2 separate regions of the Homo sapiens genome follow, and region 1 is linked to region 2. Evidence: read pairs that join two places in POLR2A ChIA-PET (ENCODE). Cell type or tissue: Panc1. All regions are shown on one strand. Each heading gives the region's core, and the rest is flanking DNA. Links, peaks and the distances in the headings are about the cores only. Region 1 holds the start of LOC124904762 (a long non-coding RNA gene). Region 2 has its middle 20 kb from the start of ERVV-1.

Evidence for each region. Peaks named below come from ENCODE experiments on the same cell type or tissue, not always from the same donor. Only the 100,000 strongest peaks of a DNase experiment are listed, where the experiment ranks them.
Region 1: POLR2A ChIA-PET joins it to region 2 with 13 read pairs; 3 of 35 experiments call an interaction of 5 or more read pairs at or near these places.

What each region holds. Positions count from the first base shown.
Region 1 is chr19:53,058,602-53,064,089 of GRCh38, forward strand. It overlaps LOC124904762 (a long non-coding RNA gene), which reads right to left and starts at 619. Exons shown (of 2, transcript XR_007067330.1): 1 at 1-619. In Panc1, for the core only: no CTCF peak of the experiment used is centred there; no DNase peak of the experiment used is centred there.
Region 2 is chr19:52,991,240-52,996,493 of GRCh38, forward strand. It overlaps the pseudogene ZNF702P. Among named protein-coding and RNA genes, the nearest start is that of ERVV-1, 20 kb to the right of the region's middle. RefSeq lists an enhancer at 1,003-1,622. In Panc1, for the core only: CTCF peaks have their summits at 2,515 (motif pointing right) and 2,716; DNase peaks (open chromatin) are centred at 102, 472, 1,292, 2,602 and 3 weaker places; H3K4me3 peaks cover 3,285 bases; H3K27ac peaks cover 2,759 bases.

The DNA.
Region 1 (5,488 bases), core at 220-5,219, 68 kb after region 2:
GCCCCTTCTGTTGGAAAGCAAAATGTTTTCTTCCCACCAAGATGAAAACGGTTTATCTCAAAACTATTTTTGCCAGCAGGTTGGACCCGATCCTGCTAGGGAGTCTCCTGCAGCTCAGCGGTCTGGGAACTGCGAATTCGGTGGGGGGAGGGGGGTCCAGGAGGAGCAGTGAGTGATTGGATCCAGGAAAGTTCCTGCAATTCAAATTAATTGGAGTAACTTACTTTAAAAGCCCTGAAATTATCTGTGAAGGGGTTGCAAACTAGACTGTGAAATGCAAAACTGCCCGGAACAAATGTGATACGTAATGCTATTGCCCAAAGGATCCTCCTTTCCATTTCTATCCCATACCTATCTCAGGGGAAGAGTCAAGTCTGTGCTTCCAGAGACTTTTATAGGACAACACCTGGACCGTGGGCTGTGGACCGTGGAAGGCTAAAACCCGCAGTAAGCCAGATCACCAACTGCTGCTTTAAAACACGCAATAACTTTTAAAAAAAAATAGATATGAATTGTATTGTTCTTCCTTATACTTGTTATTCGGTTCCACGGTTGACAAAACCTCAAATAACTTTGAGATAAACTTTTTTTTTTTTTTTTTGAGATGGAGTCTCGCTCTGTCCCCCAGGCTCCTGGAATACAATGGCGCGATCTCGGTTCACTGCAACCTCTGCCTCCCAAGCTCAAGCGATTCTCCTGCCTCAGCCTCTGGACTAGCTGGGATTACAGGCGCGTGCCACCACGCCCGGCTAATTTTTGTTTTTAGTGGAGACGGGGTTTCACTATGTTGGCCAAGCTGGTCTCAAACTCCTGACCTCAAGTGATGCGCCCACCTCGGCCTCCCAAAGTGCTGGGATGACAGGCATCAGCCAAGGAGCCCGGCCGAGATAAACTTTCTTTAAATCATACTATGCTTAAATCGATAATATCTAAACTTTTTTTTTTTTTTTTTTTTTGAGATTGAGTTTCGCTGTTGTTGCCCAGGCTGGAGTGCAATGGCGCGATCTCGGCTCACTGCAACCTCCGCCCCCCGGGTTCAAGCGATTCTCCTGCCTCAGCCTCCCGAGTAGCTGACCACCACACCTGGCTATTTTGTATTTTTAGTAGAGACAGGGTTTCTCCATGTTGGACAGGCTGGTCTGGAACCCCCAACTTCAGGTGTTCCACCCGCCTCAGCCTTCCAAAGTGCTGGGATTACAGGCGTAAGTCACTGCGCCCGGCACTTTTTTTTTTTTTTTCTTTTTAAGATTAGGAAACAGACGTCAGAAGCAGCCAAATCAGGTCTGTAAGGTGGATGCCTAATGATTTCTCATTGCAACCCACTGTTGCAAAACTGCCGTTGTTTAATTAGAGGAATGACCAGGAACATTGTCATGGTGGAGAGGGACGCTGGTGAAGTTTCCCTGGACATTTTTCTGCTAAAGCTTTGGGTAACTTTCTCAAAAATGCTCTAAAAATAAATAAGTGTTATTCTATGTCCCTCTAGAAAGTCGACAAGCAAAATGCCTTGTGCATCCCCCACCGCCAAAAAAAAAAAAAAAAAAAAAAAAAAAAACTATTGCCATGAACTTTGTTCTTCACCGCTCAGCTTATTTTAATTAATTAATTATTGAGAAAGAGTCTCACTCTGTTGCCCAGGCTGGAGTGCAGTGGCGCAATCATGGTGCACCACAACTTTTACCTCCTGGGCTTAAGTGATCCTCCTACCTCAGCCTCTCAAGTAGCTGGAACCACAGGCACACAACACCATGCCTGGCTAATTGTTTTATAATTTTTTGTAGATACAGAGTCTCCTTATGTTACCTAGGCTGGTCTTGAACTCCTAGGCTCAAGCAATCATTCTGCCTCCATCTCCCAGAATGCTGGGATTACAGGTGTGTGCCACAGAGCCAAGGTTCACTGGTCAGCCTTTTGCTTTGACTGGACTATTTCCACCTCTTGGTAACCATTGCTTTGATTGTGGTTTTTTCAGCATTGTACTGGTAAAGCCATGTTTCGTCTTCTGTTAAAATTCTCCTAAGCTACCTGGAGTTCACACAGCTGCACTATTCCTTTATTTTTTTATTATTATTATTTTTTGAGACAAAGGTTCACTCTGTTGCCCAGGCTGAAGTGCACTTGTGCAATCTCGGCTCACTGCAACCTCCACCTCTTTGGTTCAAGTGATTCTCCTGCCTCAGCGTCCCAAGTAGCTGGGATTACAGGCATGTGCCACAACGCCCGGCTAATTTTTTTTGTATTTAGTAGAGACGGGGTTTCATCATGTTGGTCAGGCTGGTCTCGAACTCCTGGCCTCAAATGATCCACCTGCCTTGGCCTCCCAAATTGCTGGGATTACAGGCATGAGCCACCTCACCCGGCCCTGTACCGTTCCATAGAAAGAGCTTGTGTATGGCCGGGTATGTTGGCTCATGCTTGTAATCCCAGCACTTCGGGAGGCCAAGGCAGATGGATTACTTGAGCTCAGGAGTTCAAGACCAGCCTGGGCAACATGATGAAACCCCATCTCTACCAAAAAAAAAAAAGAAAAAAAAAAAAAAGAGGAGGAAAAAATAAAGAGCTCATGTAGACCAGGTGCAGTGGCTCACACCTGTCCACCATTTCCCAACTGAGCTACTGCAGCTCCCTACCTCCTGGGAGCAAGCTACCTAGGAGACACTCCATCACCCCCTTCCCTGTTTTGGCTGGGCCACACCCCTGGCTACTTAAAGCCCGAAAACACAGTGCGTGAATCAACCTCGTTGGGTTTTGGACATGTAAGTTACCTGAGCTACCCACCACATATATACCTCTTCAACGTAACTCCTTGCTTGCTGTTGGACACTGGTGGGAACGGTGCATCTTATAGCCAGAGCTCTGTGTCACCCTGTAACATGAACTGCCCATTCTCACTCGGGTGCTCACAAACCTTATCGATAAAATTGGACAGGCTCAATAGAGCTCAACTATAAAATGGAACTGGCATATTCAAGATGAGGCACAGCAGAACCTCAAGGGACCAGTATACTCCATGAACAAATGGGTAGCTTACAAGAAGGGGTCAAACAGTCCTTAAAGGATCCTCTGGCTCCTCTTGTGGCTACCTGGGACCCAAGATTCACATATATGCCCACCAAGTGTATGGCATGGTTTACTGATGTCTCTGCAAAACAATAAACACACAGGGTCTACTGGGCTTCAGCCCAGTGGATGGCCATTCTTTGACCCAGTGAATGGCCATTCAGCCAGTGGATGGCCATTCTTGACTAAGACTAGACATAGACATTCTGCCTAATTAGCCAAACTGCATGCATTGGTAATGGCCCTGCAGGCCACGTCCACCACCATATCTCATCACATTTTCATGACTCATGAGCCATGCAGACTTGTGTGGAACCCTTTAATGCTGCAGGACAGCCAGGGGCTCCTTTGGTTCACCCAATCTTCGAAACTGTTGTATTAAGACCTTTGTTTCAACTTCATCAATTTCCATTTCCATTTTACTCATCCCGTTTTTTTTTTTTTTTTTTTTGAGACAGGCTCTCGCTCTCTCACCCAGGTTGGAGTGCAGTTGTCCAATCACTGCTCACTGCAGCCTCAAACTCCTGGGCTCAAGTGATCCTCCCATCCTGGCCTCCTGAGTTAGCTGGGCCCACAGAAGTTCACCACCACACCTGACTAATTTTTGTATTTTTTTGTAAAACAGGGTTTCGCCATGTTGCCCAGGCTGGTCATCCCATTTCTTAATTACCATCTAAAGATTTCCACTCTGCTGGGAGGAGAGCCATGACTCTCCCCTACCTTTCCCCGCTTAGTTTCATTTTATGAATGCTTTTTTTTTTTTTTGAGACGGAGTCTCGCTCTGTCGCCCAGACTGGAGGAGTGCAGTGGCACGATCTTGGCTCACTGCAAGCTCCCCATTCCAGGTTCAAGCCATTCTCCTGCCTCAGCCTCCAGAGTAGCTGGGATTACAGGTGTGCGCCACCACACCCAGCTAATTGTTTTGTATTTTTAGTAGAGACAGGGTTTCACTGTGTAGGCCAAGCTGGTCTCGACCTCCTGACCTCAAGGGATCCACCCGCCTCGGCCTCCCAAAGTGCTGGGATTGCAGGTGTGAGTCACCATACCCAGCCTGTGAATGCTTGCTTTATTCACCTTTTTTCTTAATGACGATTTTAAAATTTCCACCTTCATGAGGAGAAGTCCTTTGAATCTCAACTATTTTCCCCCATCCATTCTCTTCTTAATTAACTTGATACTGTTAATTGGCACTTGAAAGTTCCAACAGGAGATGTGGAGACAGCAAATTTGATAAGGCTTCCTGAGCTGTCTTTTGGTTTTGTAGAAGTAAGGTACCGTGGGATGTATACATTAAAGGAACAACCTTATTTTTCTCCCCTTCCTTGCTTGTAGTTCTCAAGAATAACTTCAGAATGTTATTCTGAAGGTAACACCCTGAAATATGAAGAAACTGGCCAAAGCAGCCGGGCTCCATTCCAGAGCCCCCTGCCCCCCTTTCAAAGAACAGGATGTCCTTCAGTGCTTTAGGGCGGCTCATCACGAGGCCATGTGCCATAAAACCTAGGGTGGGTGCTCTCTGGGGTCCCTCAGCATCAGTGCCGGTGGGACACCAGTAGATGAGACTCCATCTTCCCCAAGCAGTTTTCCTGAGCCTTGGGGGACCAGCTTGCAATGAATCAGTCCTAGGCTTCTACTGCCCCTTGTTGCCTGTCAGTAGTCAACTCACTTTATTGAACTTGTGTGCATGGGTTCTGTCTCACTGGAGTCAGACATTCGGTAACCAGTGCGAAGTGAACCTACTTCACAGGCAAGGAGAGTCTGTAATCCTCCTACGCTTGGCAGTGGGAATGCACAATGGCACACCCACTATGGAAAACAGTATGTTGGAAAACTTCCTCAATATGGTGCCTACAAAACCTTACAGCAAACATCATATATCATGGTCAAAAAGTGAAAGTTTCCTTCCCAGGGTTGGGGACAAGGCAAAGACGTACACTCTTACCACTTCTATTCCACATAGTGTTAGCAATTCTTGGCTGAGGGTAGTGGCTCATGTCTGTAATCCCAACACTTTGGGAGGCTGAGGCAGGAGGACTGATTGAGTCCAGGAATTTGAGACCAGACTGGGCAAGATGGGGAGACCCTATCTATCTCTACAAAAAAAAAAAATTGAAAATTGGCTGGTGGCTGGGCGAGGTGGCTCACGCCTGTAATTTAAGCACTTTGGAAAGCTGAGGCAGGAGGATCCCTTGAACCCAAATGTTCAAGACTGCAGTAAGGTCTGACTGCACCACTGCACTCCAGCCTGGGTAACAAAGCAAGACCCCATCTAGAAAATAATAATACTAGTAATTGAAATAAGAAAAATAATAGAGACCAAAAAGGAAGGCATAATACTGTACACGATGAGATGGTTGTGGTAAGCTAATGACCCCCACCCCCAAAGATACACACACAAAGGATTTCCGTATCAATAGCCCTATACCCT
Region 2 (5,254 bases), core at 1-5,000:
CCGTCTGAAAAAAAAAAAAAGTACTATGTAGGAGAAGCGTGGTGGCTCATCCCTGTAATCCCAGTACTTTGGGAGTCCAAACAGGAGGATCATTTAAGCCCGGGATTTTGAGACCAGCCTGGGAAACACAGTAAAACCCCATTTCTACAAAAAACAAAAACAAAAAAACAAAAAAAAACAAAACTAGCCGGGCTTGGTGGCTCACGCCTGTGGTCCCAACTACTTGGTAGGCTGAGGTAGGAGGACAGCTTGAGCCCAGGAGGTCGAGGCTACAGTTAGAGATCACGCCACTGCACTCCAGCCTGGGTGATAGAGCCAGACACTGTTTCAAAATATTATTTAATTAATTAAATTAAAAGTCACATGTAATAACAGAAAGTGCTTTTGTCTCCCCACTTCACTGCCCCACTTCCTATGCCACCCTGGGAAAAGGGAAGAGAGTGACTCACAACTGAATAAGTCACTGCCCTCTGGCTGAATAGGGATTCCAAGTGGAAGCTGACCTCTGATGCCAAGATTTATAGAATGTACATGACTCATAGATAGGAATTTTAAAATTCTCAATCTCATCTGTATAATTTAAACAAGTTTTTAGTTATTAGATTATATACACAGAAGTCAACATGTCACACTAATCATATCCAATGAACTCACCCACTCATCTGAACCCAAAGTCCCCACCCCTTTTATTCTTTTGAGACAGGGTCTCACTCTGTTGACCAGGTTGGAGTGCAGTGGCATATCTCGGCTCACTGCAGCCTGGATCTCCTGGGCTCAAGTGATCCTCCTGCCTCAGCCTCCAGAGTAGTTGGGATTACAAGTGCGCACCATCCCCTTCTTTGGTCTATTTCTTCTCTTCCACCTCTTCTGCTCCATCCTCACAACTTACTTAACCTCTTGTTGCTTCTTCTTCCCAGTCTTTCGATCGTCCTCAATCTCCATACATTACCACCTCTTCTCCCACCTCTGCGCCTCCTCTGCTCTCCCTGTTAAACTCTCTCTTCCCTGTTAAACCCCCTGTCCCCACTCTCTGGCACCCCCGACCTCCAGGTGTCCTCCCTGCTGTGGTTCTCCCTCTTGCCACCAGCACCACTCTGCTCTGTCTGCCCTGGCTCCAAATCCCTCCTCCTCTCCCTCACTCTGATGAGCCAGGTCCCCCTCTTTGCTGCCCCTCTCCCTACCTTGCTGTCCTTCATCTCTCTGTACATCTAGCTTCTCTCCACATTTCTCCAGTTTTCTCCTCCTGCTATCTTAACTTTTTCTTTTCACTCTTGCTGTCTCTTGGCAAATCCCTCACCCATCCTCCACCTTGCCATCTGTTATGGGCCTTTCTCATTGTTCTATTCTCTGTCTCGAGTTTTCTACTGCCCTTGCTCGGTCTCCTGATTCCTTTGGCCCACACAATCACAGGAGAGTTTTGAGTAAGACGCCTGCATCCCAGAGGAGTGCATTTTCCAGGGGCTGGGGCTGGGCAGGCAAGAACACCCCTTGTCACAGGACAAGCCCTGGGCACCTCCCCAACGCGGACTCAGAGGAAGCGGCGACTGCTGAGGGGAGACCTGGCGAGCAGCAGGGCCCGGCACGAGGAGGGAGTTAGGGGGCGACGGCTCCTTAAGACAAGGGTGGGGTCTGCAGGATCCCAGGACCAGGCAGAGGATGCGGCCTCCTCGGGACGGGGGAGGCGGCGCTGCGCTCCAGGGACCGACGAGGGTGAGGGTGGGAGGCGCCCAGGGTGGGAATCCACCTCTCGGGTGAGGACTTTAAAAAGCACGGGGTGGAGGGAGTCAGAAAATAGTTACAAACAGGAAAACTACGAGATACGAAGTGTATACGTTGCCCTATAGCAGAAAGACCGGGGACGGGTCTAGCCTCAGGGCGACTTTAAACCCAAAAGGAAGCGACTTCTGGACTCTCACCGGGACGTCAAATTTTGCTCTGGGGATTAGCCGGGCCTGGTGGCGCATGCCTGTAATCCCAGCTACTCAGGAGGCTGAGGCAGGAGAATCGCTTGAACCCAGGAGGCGGAGGTTGCAGTGAGCCAAGACCGAGCCACTGCACTCCAGCCTGGCGACAGAGCGAGACTCCGTCTCAAAAAAAAAAAAAAAAAAAAAAAAAAATTTGCTCTGGGCGAAGGAAGAATGGTAGAAATTTCCAGGTATGTGGGGACCCCACGTCCCCTGGGACAGAAGTCCCAGGGACCTGCGGAGCGCAGACATAACACAACACAGAGCAAAACTCACCGCTGCGGTGACTTTCACTCCACGCGATCCGCTTCCCGGTTTACGCTAAACTGGGCGCTCGGGACAGAAGCCAGGTCTCGGCGGGACATGGCAGGGGGTGGGCGGGGCCTGGGCGAGGTGGGGGCGGGGCGCGAGGCGGAGAGACCTTCCCCTATAGAACCGGCAGGGGGCGGGGCGCGAGGCGGAGAGACCTTCCCCTATAGAACCGGCAGGGGGCGGGGCGCGAGGCGGAGAGACCTTCCCCTATAGAACCGGCAGAGGGCGGGGCGGGATCTGTGAGTCTCTCAGCCTCGGCGTGTTTTTGGGTTTTGGAGACGAGACCTGCCAGGAAAGCTGAGGCATGATTCAAAAGCCCTGGAACTGTCTGGAAGGGGAATGCAAACCAGAATGTGAAATGCAAAGCCCTGCCTGGGCGGAACGTATTATTTCATGCTGACGACCACAGAACAGAATAGAAATCCTCTCCCTTTCTATTCTCCACTCACTCAAGAGGGAGAGTCCACCCTGTGTCAGCTTCAGAGACTTCCCTAGAGCCACCGCCTGGGATGCGGGATGGAGTGCTCAGGCCAGGGAGGAGTGAGGTCACCACCTGCTGGTTAAACACAGCAGAGATGCGGGCGCACAAGGGGGCGTGGGAGGGCGCGGGGTGGGATCCTGAGTTCCCAGCTACTCAGGAAGCAGCGGCGGGAGGATCGCTGAGCCTGGGGCTCCAGGCCAGCCTGGGCGATAAAGTAACACCCCCTCCCGCAGGACTCCCTTCCTCGTCACTCTCTCTCTGTTTTTTGTTTTGTTTTGTTTTTAAACTTTCGTAAATAAAATTTTTTATGGTGTGAGACAGGGATCCAACATTATTTTTTTCCATGTGGATATCCAGTTACTTGTCCCAGCACATTTGTGGAAGAGCTCTATTACTTTCTTTTTTCACTTACTTTTTTCTTTTCTTTTTCTTTTTTATTTATTTATTTATTTTTTTTGAGACAGAGTATTTGTCTGTCGCCCAGGCTGCAGTGCAGTGGCGAGATCTCAGCTCACTGCACACTCTGCCTCCTGGGTTGAAGCGATTCTCCTGCCTCAACCTCCAGAATAGCTGGCATTACAGGCGTGCGCCCCCATGCCCGGCTAAGTTTTGTATTTTTTGGTAGAGACGAGGTTTAACAGTGTTGGCCAGGCTGGTCTCGAACTCCTGACTTTAAGTTATCTGCCTGCCTCAGCCTCCCAAAGTACTGAGTTTACAGGCGTGAGTTACCGTGCCTGTCCCAAGAAATACCCTTTTTCTTTCTTTCTTTTTTGAGACGGAGTCTCGTATTGTCACCCCAGCTGCTGTGCAGTGGCGCGTTCTTGGCTTGCTGCAACTTACGCCTCCCGGGTTCAAGCGATTCTCCTGCCTCAGCCTCCCGAGTAGCTAGGAATACAGGCGCCTGCCACCATGCCTGGCTAATTTTTTGTCTACTAAAAAGTAGAGACCAGGTTTCACTATGTTGGCCAGGCTGTTCTTGAACTCCTGACCTCGTAATCTGCCCCACTCGGCCTCCCAAAGTGCTGGGATTACAGGCGTGAGCCACCGCGCCTGGCCAAGAAATACTCTTTACTTCACTTTTTAAATGTTGAGAAAATATAATTGAAAACAAAAAAAATCTTCCCCTAAATGAGATATCATCTCCACCACGATAATAAAAGACTTTGCCACATACATCACTTTCATATTGTTTCTCTCCCTCTCCCAAATGGATTATCGGATGTTTCCTTAAGAGTGAGCTACAATTAAAGGCTTTGCCACTCTCACTACATTGGAAAGATTTTTCGGCCGGGCGCGGTGGCTCACGCCTGTAATCCCAACACTTTGGGAGGCCGAGGCGGGTGGATCACTAGGTCAGGAGATCGAGACCATTCTGGCTAACATGGTGAAACCCCGTCTCTACTAAAAATACAAAAAAATTAGCCAAGCGTGGCGGCGGGCGCCTGTAATCCCAGCTACTCGGGAGGCTGAGGCAGGAGAATGGCGTGAACCCGGGAGGCGGAGCTTGCAGAGAGCCGAGATTGCGCCACTGCACTCCAGCCTGGGCGACAGAGCGAGACTCCGTCTCAAAAAAAAAAAAAAAAAAAAAAGGAAAACAGCAAGCTATCGTGTTTCCTACCTTCAAAACACGGAAATTTTCAAAACTTGCAGGATAAAATACCACAACAAAACATTTATCATGCCGAGCTCAGTGGCTCACGCCTGAAATCCCAACACTTTGGGAGTCTGAGGAGGGAGGATCACTTGAGGCCAGGAGTTCCAGACCACCTGGCCAATATGGTGAAACCCCATCTCTACTAAAAATAAACAAACAGCCAGGCTTGGTGGTGCACACCTGTAGTCCCAACTACTCTGAACGCTGAGGCATGAGAATCCCTTGAACCTGGGGGGCGGAGTCTGCAATGAGCTGAGATTGCTCCACTGCGCTCCAGTCTGGGTGACAGGCGCATTCATCAAAGAATTTTTTCTAAAATCTCAAAATGGTGTCTGAATACATTTCTGTAGGACTTACGCTGACTTGCCACAGAACTCTCAGCAGTGATTCCCCATTGAGCCATGGGAACGGGTGGAAGGCTGGACAGGAAAGGGGATGCGTAAGTGAACTTTTCTTTGAATTTTTACTACACAACACATATATACATTGTGTGGTCTTTAAAATTTAAAAAAATTAATAATGGGTAGAAGAAGAATATGGCTCCATCTTCTCTAATGATAAGTTCTGCTCTGACGTCAGAACAAAATTATAATCATTTTTACCTAAAATGCCTGCTTCATCAGAGTTCCTGCAAAAAAAAAAAACACTTTTTTTTTCTTTTTTTTGAGACAGAGTCTTGCTCTGTCACCCAGGCTGCGGTGCAGTGGCGAGATCTCGGCTCACTGCAACCTCCACCTGCCGGATTCAAGCGATTCTCCTGCCTCAGTCTCCCCAGTAGGTGGGACTACAGGCTGGCCTGCCACCACGCCCGGCTAATTTTTTGTATTTTTAGTAGAGACGGGG